2 separate regions of the Homo sapiens genome follow, and region 1 is linked to region 2. The links are chromatin loops, found by intact Hi-C in ENCODE. Cell type or tissue: dorsolateral prefrontal cortex. All regions are shown on one strand. Links, peaks and the distances in the headings refer to the core of each region. The heading gives the core; the rest is flanking DNA.

The links. Peaks named below come from ENCODE experiments on the same cell type or tissue, not always from the same donor. Only the 100,000 strongest peaks of a DNase experiment are listed, where the experiment ranks them.
Region 1: it touches region 2 in a loop (5-fold over the local background); 95 of 110 quality-filtered maps call a loop at or near these places.

What each region holds. Positions count from the first base shown.
Region 1 is chr6:148,554,873-148,564,292 of GRCh38, forward strand. No RefSeq gene overlaps it. Among named protein-coding and RNA genes, the nearest start is that of UST, 190 kb to the right of the region's middle. RefSeq lists a silencer at 4,975-5,154. In dorsolateral prefrontal cortex, for the core only: CTCF peaks have their summits at 5,056 (motif pointing right) and 5,256; DNase peaks (open chromatin) are centred at 5,069 and 5,389; H3K4me3 peaks cover 741 bases; H3K27ac peaks cover 774 bases.
Region 2 is chr6:148,944,075-148,953,494 of GRCh38, forward strand. The region is part of intron 3 of UST (uronyl 2-sulfotransferase); the gene reads left to right. Among named protein-coding and RNA genes, the nearest start is that of UST-AS1, 16 kb to the right of the region's middle. In dorsolateral prefrontal cortex, for the core only: CTCF peaks have their summits at 4,001 (motif pointing left) and 4,217; a DNase peak (open chromatin) is centred at 4,027.

The DNA.
Region 1 (9,420 bases), core at 775-8,774, 390 kb before region 2:
TAAACTAAAGAGCTTCTGCACAGCAAAAGAAACTACCGTCAGAGTGAACAGGCAACCTACAAAATGGGAGAAAATTTTCGCAACCTACTCATCTGACAAAGGGCTAATATCCAGAATCTACAATGAACTCAAACAAATTTACAAGAAAAAAAAAACAACCCCATCAAAAAGTGGGCGAAGGACATGAACAGACACTTCTCAAAAGAAGACATTTATGCAGCCAAAAAACATGAAAAAATGCTCGCCATCACTGGCTGTCAGAGAAATGCACATCAAAACCACAATGAGATATCATCTCACACCAGTTAGAATGGCAATCATTAAAAAGTCAGGAAACAACAGGTGCTGGAGAGGATGTGGAGAAATAGGAACACTTTTACACTGTTGGTGGGACTGTAAACTGGTTCAACCATTGTGGAAGTCAGTGTGGCGATTCCTCAGGGATCTAGAATAGAAATACCATTTGACCCAGCCATCCCATTACTGGGTATATACCCAAAGGACTATAAATCATGCTACTATAAAGACACATGCACACACATGTTTATTGCGGCACTATTCACAATAGCAAAGACTTGGAGCCAACCCAAATGTCCAACAATGATAGACTGGATTAAGAAAATGTGGCACATATACACCATGGAATACTATGCAGCCATAAAAAATGATGAGTTCATGCCCTTTGTAGGGACATGGATGAAATTGGAAATCATCATTCTCAGTAAACTATTGCAAGAACAAAAAACCAAACACTGCACATTCTCACTCATAGGTGGGAATTGAACGATGAGAACACATGGACACAGGAAGGAGAACATCACACTCTGGGGACTGTTGTGGGGTGGGGGGAGGGGGGAGGGATAGCATTAGGAGATATACCTAATGCTAGATGACGAGTTAGTGGGTGCAGCACACCAGCATGGCACATGTATACATATGTAACTAACCTGCACATTGTGCACATGTACCCTAAAACTTAAAGTATAATAATAATAAAAGAAAATAAATAAATAAATAAATAAATAAATTAAAAAGTCTTGGAAATAACAAGAAAATAATTAAGGAATATCCTCTGTGTCTCCAGACTCCTGATCCACCTGGCCCTCAGCCTGACTGAGTCTCTTCCCACTTCATAGAACAATGGAAATCATCCATTGGGCCTCACTTGCAAACTCCCCAGCATCCTCTTCTCATCTTTCCTCATGGCTCCTGCCATGACCAGGGAAGTGTTTCTCCATTCATCTAACCCTACTTGAGCTCAGGATGCTGTCCCAGGACTCCCAGCCCCTCATTCACTCCCTCACTTCTCTGTACTTTCCCCTGGGCACGTGCTTGTGGCAGGCGGTGCTGTGCTCTTCAGGCCAGCCCGTAGTCCTCTATTTTGATATTTGCACTCTCCCTTGGGGAAGACTGCACTCCCACATCTCAAGTTGTTCCTGCCACCACTTTCCTGTCATGAGTCCCCATCCTCCTCCAAGCGAGCACAACGCACGCCAGGCTAGAACAGTGTTCACCATTCTTTCCTTTGAAAAACTCTCTCTCAAACTCACATTTTCCTTGTCTAGATAATCCAGTCTCTTGCTTTTCACAGCCAAATATCTTGAATTATGTTTCTGTCCATTGTCTCTTCTTCCTTATCCTTCATATATCCGTCAGCCCACTGCTCCCTGGATGCAACTAAGGCCACGGACGGAAGTAACATTGCTAAATCCAGTGCGACCTCCCCGGCTTCCACTTCCTTGTCTTCTCTGCAGCATTGCGTGGGGCTGCCCTTTGCCCCCACTTCCCATTCTTGATCTTCCCCGCTCCCCTCTGCCCTCTCCCATCTCAACAGCCACTGCCTCTCAGCACCCTTGGCAGCCTCTTTCTCTGCCCACCCTTTGAATGTTCAGGGGCCTCAGACTTCCATCCCAGGGCCTCTTCTCACCCTTGGTGATCTCTCTGTGGTTGACTTTTCATCTCCAAGAGTTAGCTTAGAGTAAAAGAAGCAATCCCAGAAATTCGTCACTTAAGAAGAAATGTAGCGCTTCTATCTAAGAGGATGCTGATTACAATGAGAACAACCCTCATGGTAAGATGCTGCCCCAGCTATTTGCTTGTTAGACTACCCATGCATCCTCAAGCACCAGCTCAATTTTGGTCATTGTTACAATGTCCCTGAGCTGGGTTTAGTATCTGGTCTCTAGAATAATTCCAAAGAAGGAAAATCAGAGGCTGTATTCTGCTGTGCAGGCAACATATTATTCTATAATTTCTGGTATTTTGGACCACCTTCTAGTCTTGGGGAATCAGTTCTATAGTTTCCGTGGCACCCAAAATGTCCTCTAGATCTTTACTTGTCAGTCCGAGTATGCAACACAAATTGTCCTCCAATGGGTAGAAAGCAAGGAAAGCGTGGTGAGAGCAGCTATTTACTGGGCAAATCACTATACTGAGTGCCTGAGGCAGTTTATACGCTTTATTCATTCAATGAACACTAAGTGGACATTCATTCTCATCCCTGTTTGACCAGTGTAGAGTCCATGAGCACAGGGACTTTGCTTATTTTTTCAATCCCAGTACCTGGTACAGTGCCTGACACATGAGGAGCTGAAAATATAAATATTGAATAACAAGGTTCAGAGAAGTTAAGACATTGTTTCAGGCTGACATAGACAGTAAGTAACAGGACTGAGATTTGAGCACAAATCCGCCTGACTCTAGAACCCACGTTCTTTATAGGATGAAAATTATCTCTAGCAACAACTGTCCCCTGAATCTCCTGAACTTTGCACATTCACTTCTCTCTCTTCACAAACAGATGTCTTAAAGTTTATCAACATGTCCCAAATGAAATATCTGGCCCCCCTGCAGATCTCTGCCCCACCCATGTCAATTTCCCCTCTCAATAACAGCTTCCAGTTACTTCGTTCAGACTTAATCATCCTTTACTTCTTTTTCCTTTCACATTCTGCATTCAACCTGTTGGGAAATCCTGTGGTCTCTGCTTTCAAAGTCTCTCCAGAATCTGACCATTCCTCACCGTCTCCACTACTACCAAACCAGCCCAAGCCACAGCCACCACCCTCGCCTCGATGCTCACTGTGGTTTCCTGCTTTTCCTGCCCCCATCTCCGCCCACCCTTGTGATCTACAGTAGCTCATACAGTAGCCTGGGTGACCTTGTTAAGGGCTGAACACTTGAATCTCCCCCAAGTTCGTATGTTGAAGCCCCAGCCTCCAGTGTGATGGTATTTGGAGGTGGGGCCTGTGGGAGATTATTAGATTTGGATGAGGTCACACAGGCGGAGCTGCATGATGGGATTAGTGCCCTTATGGGAAGAGGAAGAAGACACCAGGCATTACTTTCTCTCTCTACCATGTGAAGACACAGTGGGCAGGTGGCCAGCCGTGTGCAAGCCAGAAAGAGGACCCTCACCAGACTTTTTCTTTTTTTTTATGTTGTTGTTTTTGAGATGGAGGCCTTTTTGATTTTTTTTTTCTGAGATGGAGTCTCGCTCTGTCACCAGGCTAGAGTGCAATGGCGTGATCTCGGCACACTGCAACTTCCACCTCCTGGGTTCAAGTGATTTTCCTGCCTCAGCCTCCCGAGTAGCTGGGAGTACAGGCACGTGCCACCACACCCAGCTAATTTTTGTATTTTTAGTAGAGATGGGGTTTCACTATATTGGCCAGGCTGGTCTCGAACTCCTGACCTAGTGATCCACCTGCCTCAGCCTCCCAAAGTGCTGGGGTTACAGGCGTGAGTCACAGCGCCCAGCCTCCTCACCGGACTTTCTTGGACTTTCTAGCCTCCAGAGCTGTGAGGAAATGTTTGCTGTGTAAGTTACCCAGTCTATGGCATTTTGTTATGTATGGCAGCCCGAGCAGGCTAAGACAGACCTGTGAAAACATCAGGCAGATCGTGCCGCTCCTCTGCTCAAAACCTCCAATGGCCCCGTTTCTTTCAGAGTCAAAGGCAAATCCTTTGCGGTGGCCCAGCAGGTTCTGTGTAACCATCTCTTGTGACCTCCTAGCCTCCCCAGCCATCGCTACTCTTCAGCCACTCTGATTCAGCCACACAGGCTTTCTCCTTGGTCCGCAAGTTTAACGGACCGCTCTCACCTCGGGCCTCTGCAGGCTTCCTTCTGCCTGGAAGTCTCTTCTTCAGAAAGACCCTGTGGTTTTCTCATGCCCTTCTACAGGTCTTTGCTCAAAGGACACTTTTCAGAGTCCTGGCCTGATTCCGTCATCTGAAACTGCCTCTCCCTCAGCCTTTCCCTGGGCTACCACTCTCGAGTCCCACACCTGTGCCAGTTTCCACCTGGCGTTCATTCTCACCTTCTAACACACTGTGTCATCTTTAGGTTTATTGCTTAGTACCTTTCTCCCTTGCTACAATTTAACATCCGGGAACGCACAGGTTTGCTCCCTGGTGAACCTGAACCCTCTCCACTTGACACGTGGTATTTGCTGAATGAATGACTATTCCAGAATGACTAGCCCTTGGATCCTAAATGCAAACGCTGAAGAGGCTCTATTTTAACCCTCTTCTTTCCTAGGTTAGGAGACGGAGACCCAGAGGGGTGACACGAGGGGCTGAGGTCCATACGCGGATGGCTAGTGACAAGGTAAATAGACAAAGAGGCGGCTCCTCTCTGCGTATCCAAGGCTTAACTTTGACTTAACTTTGACCCACAGATTATTACCTTAAACCTGCTGGAGTGACCAGTTCTCAGGACTGGAAGTTGTGGAAATGACTATCAAGGGTGGTTTTGTGAACGTGTAGCTCATCACCGAAATCCACACGGAGTTTCCCTACTTTTAATGTCGGGTCACCTTCACATGTGCAGGTGCTAAATGTATCCATCCTCACATTGGGCACTACCAGGAACAGAAACATCTAATTTATTGTCTGTGGAAAATACAAAAATTGTTTCATAAAAAAAGAGAAAAACCTACAATTTTGGATTTCTTATGGATTTCCAAGTCAAAAAACAGTGGCTTAGAAAGAAATCAGGGCCCAGAGCCGGTTTCAGGTTTCGGCCTCCGTCTTGCCGAGCGAGCCGCTGCTGCAGTGCGTGGCCGCCAGAGGGCACTGCTTCGCCAGGCTGGAGGCCGAGCCAGCTCGCCGGGAGGCGCTGGTGGGAGGCGCGGGAGCCCCCGGGAGGAGCGCGTCCACGCCGCGCGGTGCGGAGCCGAGCCGCAGCCCCGAAACCGAGTGCGGCGGCAGCAGGGCCGGCAGGACCGCCACGACTCACCAAGTGAGCAGCGAGACCTGGAGTCCTGTAACCAAAACACCTATTAAAACTCCCAGGAGAGCGATGATGGGTGACCGATGGAACTCCTGGCTGCTTTCATGACCGGAGCTGGGCGGCCGCCTCGGTGTCCTGCACCTGCTGGGGTGCAGCGTCCACGTGTCTGTGTGTGCGCAGGCGCCCTCTTGCCTACTGCGGGAGCAAGCTGGGGGAAGCCGGATTAGGTCACTCCAAGGCCCTAAACTTTAGATGTCAAGCAATGGTGAGGGAACACCAGCCGCATTTTTTGTCTGAACATTTATTTGCTCATGGCCCAGAATAGCCTAGCAGTATAAGAGCAGCTGCCATCACTCAGTCCTGATGTGTAGTGAACGTACACACTCCTGAGAGCAGTTACCCTTCACAGGATGCCTGTGCACCGAACACCGAGATCCCCACTTTATAGCTGAAGGAACTGCAGCCACGAAGGTCGCAGGGAGAAGAGATGAGATTTGACCTTGTGTTATTTTATTCTGATGCCCTTTGGCTTAACAACTACTGAATAACTCCCTGGTTCTCAGCAGAACCCGTGAGAGATGTATAATTCGAGATTTTTTGCACGGAATTGGCTTAATTGCGAGGTGTGACGAGGCAAGTCTGAAATCCATAGGGCAGGCTGATCATCAGGAAGGACAGGCTGGAACTCACAGACACCAGCTGATGCTGCTGTCCACCATGACATTTCTTCTTCATCAAGGACGCCTCAGCTTTGCTTCTAAGGCCTTCTGATGCATTGAATCAGGCCCATCTGGATTGTCTAGGACAGGGGTCCCCAGCCCCTGGGCCACAGACTGGTACCAGTCCATGGCCTGTTAGGATCTGATTGCCTGTGAGATCAGTGGCATTGGATTCTCACAGGATCGCAAACCCTACTGTGAACTACACATGCAAGGGATCTAGGCTTCAGGCTCCTTATGAGAATCTAATGCCTGATGATCTGTCCTTGCCTCCCATCACCCCCAGAAGGGACCATCTAGTTGCAGGAAGACAAGCTCAGGGCTCCCACTGATTCTACATTATGGTGAGTATGTAATAATAATAGAAAGAAAGATGCACAATAAATGAAACATGCTTGAATCATCCTGAAACCATCCCCTCGCACCCCACCCCATCTACGGAAAAATTTTCTTGCATGGAACTGGTGACCAGTGCCAAAACGGTTGGGGACTGCTGGTCTAGGATACTCTCCCTTACTTAAAGTCAACTGATTTGGGGTTTTAATTTCATCTACAAAATACCTTCATAGAAACACCTAAGTTTGTGTTTCATTGAATAACTGGGGAGAGTAGAACACCATTATACCTGGGAAGCTTTGCAAAGGAGGCTGCCCGGGGCCTACTGCAGACCAATTGAATCTGAACTTCAGGGAATGAAGTCTGGACATTCATGAGTTTTTGCAAGTTCCACAAGTTATTCTGATGCATAGTAAGGGTTAAAAACTATGAGTATCTTCAGTGAAGGAGTTCCTGGGGCCTTGAAATTTACATTGAGCCACCAGCACTTGGTCCACTGTGCTGGGATCACAGGAGAAAAGACAGCGCCCAGCCTGGAGGTGGTGTGCTCTGGAGTTGTGCTTGCTCTGTGACCCCAGGCAGGTCCTTTCACTGCTCAGCCTCATTGTCATTATTTGTGCACATAGCAGGTGCCGGGAAAAGACCTGCCTGCCCCACTGACCTTTCTGCGAAAGCCACCCCTCTGCTGTCTGATGGCAGAATCTCTGCTTTGTTTGGCCTCATTATTTCCAGTCCCAGGACATGAATCGTAATTGGCTCAAACCAGTGGCAGCTGTGTCGGCCCCTCCCTCCCAAGCCCCCTTTGCCAGCTTCCCTTGCAGCCATTAGTGGCCACAGGACCCAACTGTATCCAATAAGGCACAGGCGGAGGGTGATATTTTCCTCACTCATAGAAGATTCTCCTGCCACCTCCCAGGCAACAGTAAAGATGAGGGTAGGGCAGCAGCCACATGGACCACATCAATGACTCAAGCCCACCCAACAGGGAGGAAAATCAGAAACTAGTCACAGCTTGTGTCCTCAATGCCACTTTGGAGCCAGGGCATTGTTTTCCTCCTTCAATTATAAAGTATTTGCAAGAATGCCTGCCCTGATTGGCAGTAGTCAAGGCAGGGAAAGGGAGAGAAAGATTCTGTAGCTGTTTCATTTCAGAGCTTTGGAATGTGTGGAGCTAACAGGGGTTTTGGAGAGGGAAGATTCAGAACTCAATGATCTAGCTGAACGTGGATTCCCCTGGCTCTAGTGCCTCCACATAGAGAAAAACCTCTTATTTACCACAGGCTCCTTCAGTAAATAACGATTCATCCTGAATATCTCAATGTCCCCTCAATGTCTCCTGAATATCGCATGGTGACTCCTATTTCATCCGTGCTTGAATTTTCTTCCTATCCTAGAGTCCTCCCCACATTCTTCTTTCTCTGTCTGTCTGAATTTTATCATCTGAAGTCAAGCCTCCTTCAGCAAGACTCAAGTAACTCCAGTCAACACCACCCCTTCCTGACAGCCCAGAATGCCCTTAGTTAAGGCATCGGATCTCAGAATCACAGAAGATCCCGGAGGAAGGGGACCCATCTAGCAGTTTAAACCTGCAAAGCATATCATTTCTTCCTTTGCCTTTTCCTAAACCATCAAGTCCTAACAAATCAATGTAAAACCACATTTGAAAGTGACACAGATTGGCTGAAATTCTGTTGGAGGACATGTTGCTATCTCTCATACATGCTCCTGTTTAATTAAATATGTCATTAGTCTAAAGGTCCTGTAATAGAGGTAAGAGAATGCTGAGAACTTCCAGTTTGTCCCATCTCTGAAAGCAAGTAACCTCTTTGATCTGCTTGACCAACAATGTCCCCGGGTAATTAGTGACTACTTGCCTTAAAATGGAGTCACTAGGAAGGGTCCCTGAAACTTCATGGGGGTGACTGGGTATCCACCTAGGTGGGGAACTGGCAGGTCTTTTTCATTTGGCAGCTGCTTCAAGTCCTGCTTAGCCAGGCTGGTTAGAGTTTACACTCTAAGCTCAGAAAGGGCTCAAGCTCCCCCCACCGTAGGAACTCTGGTCAGAACTCAGCGAAGCCATGCAGGGGAAGTTAGGGACTTTGCACTGGTCCTGGCCTCTCCCCTCCCTTCCATCGTAGCCTGGATGCCATCTGTCTCATGCAGCTGCCTGGGAGGGCAGACCTGGGAACGTCTCCCTCAGGAAGACAAGGCCTCTCTCTCTGAAGACCATGTAGGCACTGGGGCAGGCGCAGGACAGCTGAGGCAGGCTGGAGGCTGACCTCTCTCTCTTCTTGACAGGTGGAGGGATAGGGTTTGGGGTTTCCACACCGAGGTCATTAGGGCACATCAGAAGATGGGACCTCACTGTCCCTTTGTCCTCTGGAATAGCTCTTCTGAGATTCATTTCACCCACTTCCCCATTGGCTAATTCCAGTCCTCTTCTAGCTCCAATAAGCCTCCTCTTGGCTTCTATCCCATGTGCCAAGGTGAAAATCTATTTCAAGAGATTGTTTTAGAAGCAGTGGGTATTGGTGGGAGTGTAAATTAGTTCAACTATTGTGGAAGACAGTGTGGCAATTCCTCAAAGATCTAGAGGCAGAAACACCATTTGACCAAGCAATCCCATTACTGAGCATATACCCAAAGGAATATACATCATTCTGTTATAAAGATACATGCATGCGTATGTTCATGGCAGCACTATTCACAATAGAAAAGATGTGGAATCAACCCAAATGCTCATCAATGATAGATTGAGTAAAGAAAATATGATACATATACACCATGGAATACTATGCAGCCATAAAAAGAATGAGACCACGTCCTTTACAGGGACGTGGATGGAGTTGAAAACTATTATCATCCTCAGCAAACTAATGCAGGAACAGAAAACCAAACACCACATGTTATCACTCAGAAGTGGGAGCTAAATGATGAGAACACATGGACACATGGTGGGGAGGAACACACACTGAGGCCCATCAGAGTGGGGAATGGCAGGAGGGAGAGCATCAGGAAGAATAACTAATGGATGCTGGGCTTAATACCGAGGTGATGGGCGACCTGTGCAGGAAACAACCATGGCACACGTTTACCTATGTAACAAAACTGCACATCCTGCACATGTACCCC
Region 2 (9,420 bases), core at 789-8,788:
TATATATTCAAGAAATAATTTGTGGTATGAATAGCTCCTTTTTTGGTAATTTATTAGAGGAATGAAGGGGGAAATGGTTTAGAAGACTAGTGGAAATTGTAGTCAGTTGTTCTCACCTATAAATGGTAGAATTCTGAAAATTTGTTCCCATAGAATCATTGTCCTCTAGAGTTAATAACAATTCCACTTCAGGTGCAGTATGACTTAAACAGGCTCTTGTGGGCTGGCCTGGGACTTTATCCACCGTGTAGAGAATTTCTTTTATGAGAAAATGTGCTCCAAGTTTCAAACTACTGACTTACAAATGAACTTTGGAATATTATCCATTTCTAAGACCAGATTATCTATTCCATTTCATTCATACAAAAAGGCACCTCTCTGGGCCACAGTCAAATTCACACATGCATTGCTCTCTGGAGGGTAGTTGTGATCATACACACACACACACACACACACACACACACACACACACAGAGCTAAATTTTTTAAATCTATTAAATGGAACAAGACACTGAAGGGATTATTAAAAAGGAAAGGGAGTGTGAAGACACCAAATGTTAGAATGCCTATAAAAATCCCACTACATCTGTCCTTATAAAAATAGAAATACCTTTGAAGTTCATATTTTGGGAAATATCACCTCAACAGCAGAGCATGGGCAATGGCTGCTGGGCAAGTGTTGGACTTTCGCACAGCTCATCATGCAAACCTGTGATGACATCATTGCATTTATGCCCTAAAACTAGATTTCAGGTCTTAAGCTGGCTTAAATTATCTCTTGAAAAATGGAGATTATATACAGCTTTGAAAAATAGGGAATTTTTTTCCCCAGAAGACATGGCATGTGATTGCCAAAAAAACACATAACCATCTTTGGTTAAGAGGTGACACCATCTTTCTGAGCATTGCTCTAAATACAAGAAAGGTCAGAGTGCTGCAGGTGTATTACAACTATGAGAATCCATAATTACTTTCATTCTCTTTAAAGAAAAGCAAAAGTTACCAGCATATTGAGAAGGCACATAATTTTACTATTTCTATTTCTGTTGAAACTGAGGATTACGTGTTGGATACAGCACCTACAACCTGCATTGTTTTTCTTCATTGTTTCATTGAACTTTTTGGACCTAAAAATATACTACTGAGTGGGTATGATTCCCTGTTTTATGGGTGAGACACCTAAGACAATCAGATTGTAACTTTCCAAATACATTGTAATGACTATCAGTGGCTCTTGGCCTTGAACCTAGGCCTTCCTTAATCCAAAAGCCATTCTCATCATGCAGTGTTTATCTCCTCTAGCTGGATAGCAGAATCTCAGCAGAGCCTTTTAAAACCTAGAGTTGCAGTGGCCCTTCTCCTGGAGATTCTGGGGTAGAGCCCAGAAAACTTTTTCTTTAATGAAGTGTCACAAGAGATTTTATGATGCAGCCAGGGTTAAGAAGCTCTGTCGAAATCATCATACCAGCATTGCCCTAGGTATGTTCCTGAGAATCCTAGTCCTCTAAGACATTGAAAGAAAAAAAATATTATGGTTCAATAAATTTGGTAAATGTTGCGTGCCTTGTCCCGAATGAATCAATTCACGATGATTATTCGCATTTTGAAGACTTCGAAAATTAAAAACAAAACTGCAAACAAACTGTTTGACTGGATTTCACCTAGCGTTTTTGCAGTCTTCATTGTTCAGGGGAGTCTTAATGAGTGTTTGTGACTCATTTGCATTCTGCAGAACTCCAGTTCATTGTCTGTGAAATACTAGGCAAGTCCACATCCTCCCACCAGTTGTAACAGTAAAGGCTACTATATCACTATAAACGTAACATCTGTTCTGACCCTCCAACAGCTATTCAAATTATTAAAACCTTGAAGAGTTATATAAAGGGTGGAGGAGAGAGAGATCCTATGCCCATGTGCCCTAGATAGCTTTAGCTTCCTTATCAAAACACTATTTCCTTACAATATTTTAAATTTCCCTCTCCTGTTGCTCTTGCCCCCTGCAAGTTTCAAGTCTGAATGGTGGCTAGAAAGCAGTGAGACTTAGGGGGAAAAAACCCAACTCACCTAAAAAAATCATGTTAAGTTTGTAAAAGTCTACAGGCTACAGGGATCCCTAAGGCATGGTTAATCGGGCCTCTGTTTAATCAAGAAGGTGGGCCAGGCATGGTGGCTCACGCCTGTAATCCCAGCACTCTGGGAGGCCGAGGCGGTGGATCACCTGAGGTCAGGAGTTCGAGACCAGCCTGGCCAACATGGTGAAACCCTGTCTCTACTAAAAACACAAAAATTAGATGGGCGTGGTGGTGCACGCCTGTAATCCCAGCTACTCAGGAGGCTGAGGGAAGAGAATCACTTGAACCCAGGAGGCAGAGGTTGCAGTGAGCCGAAGTTGCACGACTGCACTCCAGCCTGGGCGACAGAGCAAGACTCCATCTCAAAAAAAAAAAAAAAAAAAGGCCGGGTGCGGTGGCTCATACCTGTAATCTCAGCACTTTGGGAGGCTGAGGCGGGCGGATCACGAGGTCAGGAGATCAAGACCATCCTGGCTAACATGGTGAAACCCTGTCTCTACTAAACAAAATACAAAAAATTAGCCGGGCGTGGTGGCGGGTGCCTGTAGTCCCAACTACTTGGGAGGCTGAGGCAGGATAATGGCCTGAACCTGGGAGGTGGAGCTTGCAGTGAGCCGAGATTGCGCCACTGCACTCTAGCCTGGGCGACAGAGCGAGACTCCATCCCAAAAAAAAAAAAAAAAAAAAAAAAAAAAAGGTGCACTCATTCATTTTTACAGCAGATTTCTCTGTTTTTTGTTCATTCACTTTGATGAATATTTATTGAGAACCTAGTATTAATGTGCGTATTAAACCCCAGACAGCCCACTAGATATTAGTGCACCCTATTTCTAATCCTCGAGGCAACATTGTTAGGAAAGCATTATTGCCCCATGTTAGAAGGAGGAATAAGTGTGTACAGGAATCTGATTAAAATATAGTGTAAATTAAGAATAATGTGGGAGAATAAGACTTGAAAGCAAACGGGGGTCAAATCCCGAACTTTAAATGCTGGGCTTCGGAGTTGGAACTTTCTTCTGTAGACAGTGGGAAGCTATTCCATTTATGCCTGAGGTAGCAATTTTTTTAAATTTTTGCAATCAGACCTTGGCAATGACCTTGAGCAGTAGGATGTAAATAACTCCCACATGCTTAGCGTTCCAATAATGGAACACTAGGCATACATGGGTTAATAAAAAATTGTTCTTAATCACGATAGGCACCAAAATCTGCTGGGGAGCGTTCTCACAATATGTGTATTCAGGTCCCACTGCAAAATACAGAGCTAAACTTGTAAAGGCAGAGCCAAAGTTATTTGTATTTTGCAGGGGAAAAACTCCCGAAGAGGTCCTCACGCACAGCCCTAGCAAGGAATGATTTCACAAAAGCCTCTGATTATTAGAAAGTTTTCCTTTTATTGAAGTGAATCCTTTACTACGCTAGGAAAATCCCGCTGTCACCTGAGACTCTCTCAAACCCCTGAAGACTCCATGCGTCCCTGAAGATTTATGAAGTGTTGTCTCCTCATGAGCCTCTCTCTTTATCCCAGGAACCTTTCTCTGGCTTGACATGTTTTGGAAAAGCCTCGCTTAGAATGACCGTCAGAACTTCCCGACTTTATAGGAGTGGGGACAGTGTCCACAGGCATGAGAGTGCTCCAACTGGACCTTAGAGTCAAACCAAAGAGAGGAGCCTGGTCCCTTTCCATGCCACAGGGATTAGTTCACACAGCCCTGCAGACGTCTAGTCTTGGAGCCCTACACACAGAAACTGAGTCCGCTAATAGAAACTTGGTGGAAAAAAAAAAAAGAAAAACAAGGAAGAAGCAGCAAGGCCTGCAAAAATAAAATAAGTTTTTCCTTTCCTTCCAGTTGCAGCCATGAGATTTTCTCTGTAATTGAGACCCAGGCTCTTTGCCTTGATCATGTCATTGCTCCCCCTGGTGGACTTCTTCTTCATTGCAGGCGTGTGTTGCGCTGACTGCTTCCCGCAGGCCATCCTGCCTCCTGCTTACAAGGGCTACCCCATACTGTGGGAAGAGGGAAGGGTCACCGGAGCCTCCAGCCATCTTCCCAGGCTCTGAGGTTCAAGGGCCAAGGCTCTTCCTGTGAGCTACTCCTTATTTTGCTTTGATATGTTAAAAACATGTCCTTTCTGTAAAATGCTTTGCAAAATTGTAAGACGTCTAGGTGTTCATGAGTGACACAGAATTCACTTATGAACCACGTAGGGTTAGATACCGCCTCTGCTGACAAATATTTGCCAAGAAGTCAGGAGCAAAGTCTGACTGTGTTGGTAGAACTGCAGGTAAAGGTTTTCTGCTGCACCATCCCAGCCAGTCAGGTTGAAAGCAAAAGATTAGGAATTACTTACTGATATGCTGTGATCTGATTTTTTTCTTTTAGGTATCTTTCATTACATAGTTATCTTTTTTAGTATTTAAAATTAATTTTCTGTTCTTGTTAGGATATATACTCAGTTTTCCCACCTAGAACTTTTAAAAAGTATTATCTCTGGCATTTTAAAGCTTTTATTTTTGTATTATTTCATAATGCTTTTCCATCTGTTAGAACTTTCTTTCAAATTTTCAGCACATCACAAGAAAAGAAGAAAATTTATATTCCATAAACCTTCTTTGTTCTCCAGACTTTTGTGCTAACCAATCTGTTCCTTCCATTTTGAAAGGTTATGTATAGATCAAATCTCGGTGGGAATGGTGAATAGATTGCAGCCAGTAAATAAAAAACAGGATTTAGGGTTTGGAAAGACTTGGATTTCAATCCTGGCTTTACCTCTTGTGTGGATAAGGCTTTAAGCAACCAATGCAGCCTTTTGTGCCTCAGTTTCTTAACCTCTACAGTAGGGATAATAATACTTATCCATGGCTGGGCACGGTGGCTCACACCTGTAATCCTAGCACTTTGGCAGGCCAAGGCGGGTGGATCACCTGAGGTCAGGAGTTCAAGACCAGCCTGACCAACATGGTGAAACCCTGTCTCTACTAAAAATACAAAAATTAGCTGGGCGTGGTGGCAGGCGCCTATAATCCCAGCTACTGGGGAGGCTGGGGCAGGAGAATCGCTTGAACCTGGGAGGGGGAGGTTGCAGTGAGCCAAGATTGCGCCACTGCACTCCAGCCTGGGCAGCAGAGTGAGACTTCGTCTCAAAATAATAATAATAATAATAATAATAATAATAATAATAATAATACTTATCCGTGGGTTTCTTGTCCACTGCACTCCAGCCTGGGCAGCAGAGACTTTGTCTCAAAATAATAATAATAATAATAATAATAATAATAATAATAATATTACTTATTCATGGGGTTCTTGTGAGGATTAAATGACACCATATGTATAAAGAGCACCTTGGTGCACTCAGAAAATGGGAGTCTGTTTGATGGTGTTATGTCCTGGATGTTATAATGGTAAGACTGTTTGCCCCATGTGACACCAGGATAATGAACATATGGGTCTGTCTCAGAAAGGCTAAATTCATAGCCTGAGTGCTAGATAATTCTGTCTTCAGTTAACTATACATTTCTTGACTCCAAAAAGGATTTCTAAAGATGATAGCTTCATTTCATAAATATTTGTGGGGTGTATGTTCTGTCCAAGTACCTTGAGTAGGCTTTCTAGGGGATAAAGCCTGCCCCCAACCCTCACAGAATTTACATTTCAGCTCAGACTCGTGCACAAACTCAACTACAATGTAATGTAGAAAGTGCATGTCCTGAAGAATTTTCAGATGCACTGCTATGGAAGGTCATGTTCAAAACCAAGCCCATTTCCCCCCTTATCTGCAGCCAAATCTTTTCCTCCCCCAGCATTGCCCATCTCCATGAATGGATACCATCACGTATTTGGTTGTCCTAGCCAGGAATCTGGGAAGGAAGCTCTCTTGGCCACTTGCCCTGCCTCCCTTCCATTGGCAGGTAGTCACCTCCTTAACCCTCCCGGAACCTCCCCTTCTGTCTTACTTACATTGACTTATTTCAGTGGTTCTCACACTTTTGTGCCTTAGCATCCCTTGGAAGGCTTGGCAAAACACAGACTGCTGGCACCCCTTCCCCCAGAGTTCCTTCTAATTCAGAAGGCCTGGGGCGGATCCTGAGAATTTGCATTTCTAACAAGTCTCGGGTGATGCTGATGCTGCAGGTCTGGGGACCACACTGAAAACCACGACCTCAGTTCATGCCATTGTCATTTGCTGTTGGGATTATTGCCCAGTCTTCCTGGCTGTGCTTCTGTATCTAATCCTTACCCTTCTTCACATTCTCCACCCTGTCCTCAGATCTGGAAAAAAGAATTTTTTCTGGCTGTTGATCACCCACAGAATAAATGTCAGAATTCCTGCTGTGATCTGCAGTGCCCTCCATTACCTGACTCTTACCTGATTCTCTAGTCTCACCTGCTACTTTGCTGATCCCATCTCGGATCACTGAACACCTCTGGCACACTGAACTCCTGCAGTTCCTTGGTGCCGTATCATTTTATGTTCTGCCTTTTGTATCTGCTCTTCATTATTTGCAATGCCATGAATCCCTTTCTTTCCTGGCTAACTCCTCTAGGCCCTTCCAGACTACTGAGGGAAACCTCCCTGGGGAAGCATTACCTCTCCATCTGAATGTAGAGAGAGGTGCTTCACTTATCTACCATCTACCTCATGGTGGTTATCACATGATTGTACCTGCCTCTTAGTCCACCTCACCCACAAGACTCTGACAGCTTCCTAACAGCAAGAACCAAATCCATCATCTCTATAGCCATAACCCTGAGCAACATTGCCTGATACAGAGGGGAGATCAAAGGATGTTGAATGAAAAGGGCTATCCAGAAAGGCTACTTGGAGGGGTAGATATTTTAGCCAGAGGTGAAGAGTGGTTAGTATTTAGACACACAAGGAGTAGCAGAAGAACATTCTGAAAGAGGGAACTTAAACTGGAGCTTGGACTTGGTCAGGCTTTAGTGTGAGGAAGGAACAAGGAGGGCTCTCATTTGGCTGGCCACAGCATGTGTGGTCCTGAGAGCCAGTTGAGGGAAATAGCACAGGTGGAATTCACATGGCTCAACACACCATTGAATTATGGGAGTCCGGGAAAGAGCTGGATCAAAGGTGGGAATATGCCGAGCACCAGTAACCTGAACCAGACTGTCCAGAGATGGATGAGGCTGGATAAAGAGTAAAGATGGGTGAGGATTAAGTGTGTTTGTGGCCATGGTGGAGTTTGAGGGCACCATTAGGACATATTCCACTGTCTTCTTCATGTGTCTTCCCACCCATCTTATTCGTGTTTTTATCTCCAGTGCCTAATAAGTACTCAATGAATGATGAGTGAATTTATGCCATGGAATCAGACTAAAGGCCAGGAGTGGTCCCGCATGAGCCAGGGAGAGGAGAGGTGGCTCGTTGGTGATTTTAGGTGGTGCCATTGTCACCCCCTGATGCCTCTCCTGCAAATAAGATTTAGGTGAAGGAACAGGCAGGCTGCTGGCCATGGGGGGAGGACCAGGCAAGAGACCTCAAGCAATGGCAGCAACGAGTTCAGAATATGACTGCTTGTCGCCAAAAACAAGGAAAGTCTTAGAATTTGTGAAGATCAAACCGGCTGAGAGCTGAAATGTACCCTCTGCCTTCACTGTGCTAATACAATAAACACGAGCATTAGTACCTTGATTCTATGTTTAAAGATAACGTCTAGAAAGAGTTATACATTGTCACTGCTAATCCATTTTTTTCCTCCTGAAATAGACAGCTTTATGACTATTATGACACTGTTCTCAAAATCTAACTACTACTATTCTTCCATTAAATTTAACACATTGACATGTGTTTAGAGAATATAATTTAATGTGGAATATGTGAAAGAAACGTTTTTCCTTCTGACCTGTTCTTCCAGTTTTCTTGTACAGTACTAGGGGGCTTTCTTGTATGACTCTTCTGTGTGCAGAGAAATATCTGAATAAAATAACCTAGAGATAAAAGTGTTAATGGTCTTTACATTAAACATACACACAGTCAAGAGTTATTTTTCCAAGCAGGCACCCTCAGAGATAAATTACCTATGGTTATGTCTCCAAACCAGTAATTCCATTAGTAAATGCATCAAAAATCAAAATGAACAACGTGACCACGCAGGAAGTTTTACTACCAAAAACAAGCACTTGCAGGTGGTGTGTCGAGGATAAACAGTAGATAAAGAGGCAGGATTCAATTTCCTTTTATACTGAGGTTTGAGGACAGACAGACCATTATTCACTCATACCTGCCACTGACTAACAGAAGCACAGGGTTTATGAACTGCGAGTCATTTACCTTTAAAATTCAATTTCATTCCTTCAATCGTTGTGAGCTTGAATATCTAATTACAAGGTTTATACACTGAGATCCTAGTGTAATAATCTATAAAGCGTGTACTAGTTGGAGTTAATTCATTGAACAAATATTTATCGAGCACTTATATATGTGTCAGCCCCTGTGTTAGACATGAAGGAACAAGGCAGACTTGGGCTTTCTGTCATGTTTGAGACAAACCTGGAGTTCCAGACTCTTATTTTATTGTTCTTGTTGCTACTGCGGTTCACATGTGAATGACTGGTTTTGTTTCCAGTTTTTCAACTTGAACTATTTCATAAAACATGAAATGTTGCACTTCTGACATTCATCCAAAGTAGCAAGCTGCAATGTGCTTTTAAAAAATTCCACAGTGTGTTCGTTTTGATGGGGCCAACCAGAAAAACTAGGGAAAGAGAAGTTCAGAAAGTTAGGGAGTCATAAGAATGCTTGGAATTTCTAACAGATTTTACTAAACATTTTCTGTATCATGACATGTTCCAGAAGGCCATAAAAGTTAGTTTATACGAATATAAACTACTTTTTGCCTTGCTGATAACTGCAAATAAATAATTCAGATGACCACCCACCAAAACACCAAGACATTTGGGGGTTTATGTGTTTCCTACAGAATATTTTCCTTATAAATTTCATGGTCAAGGAGCACAAGAATGAAGTAGTACCTCATTTTATTCCATTTTTAAATTCTGCAGCACCTGTTTCAATATTTTTGTATATCCCAATAATATCATTTACAGAATAAGATAATGACTAACCTCCTTCCTTGATTTGACTTTAAAGGAAGGGATAGAAGGCATTCTTTTATTTACATTTTAGTACAGCAACACACTGATTTCTCCAGTCAAAATTACTTAATCTGTCACGTTGCTTTCATGGTAACAATCAACTAAATGAGACACAGGACTATCAATTTGGATAGCACTGTTTTATTCGCTAAGGAGCCTTATGTAAAACTTGATAAATGTTGCACTTATACCGCTGGTCCACTGGGAATAAGTGGGAATAAAAAGAGTCG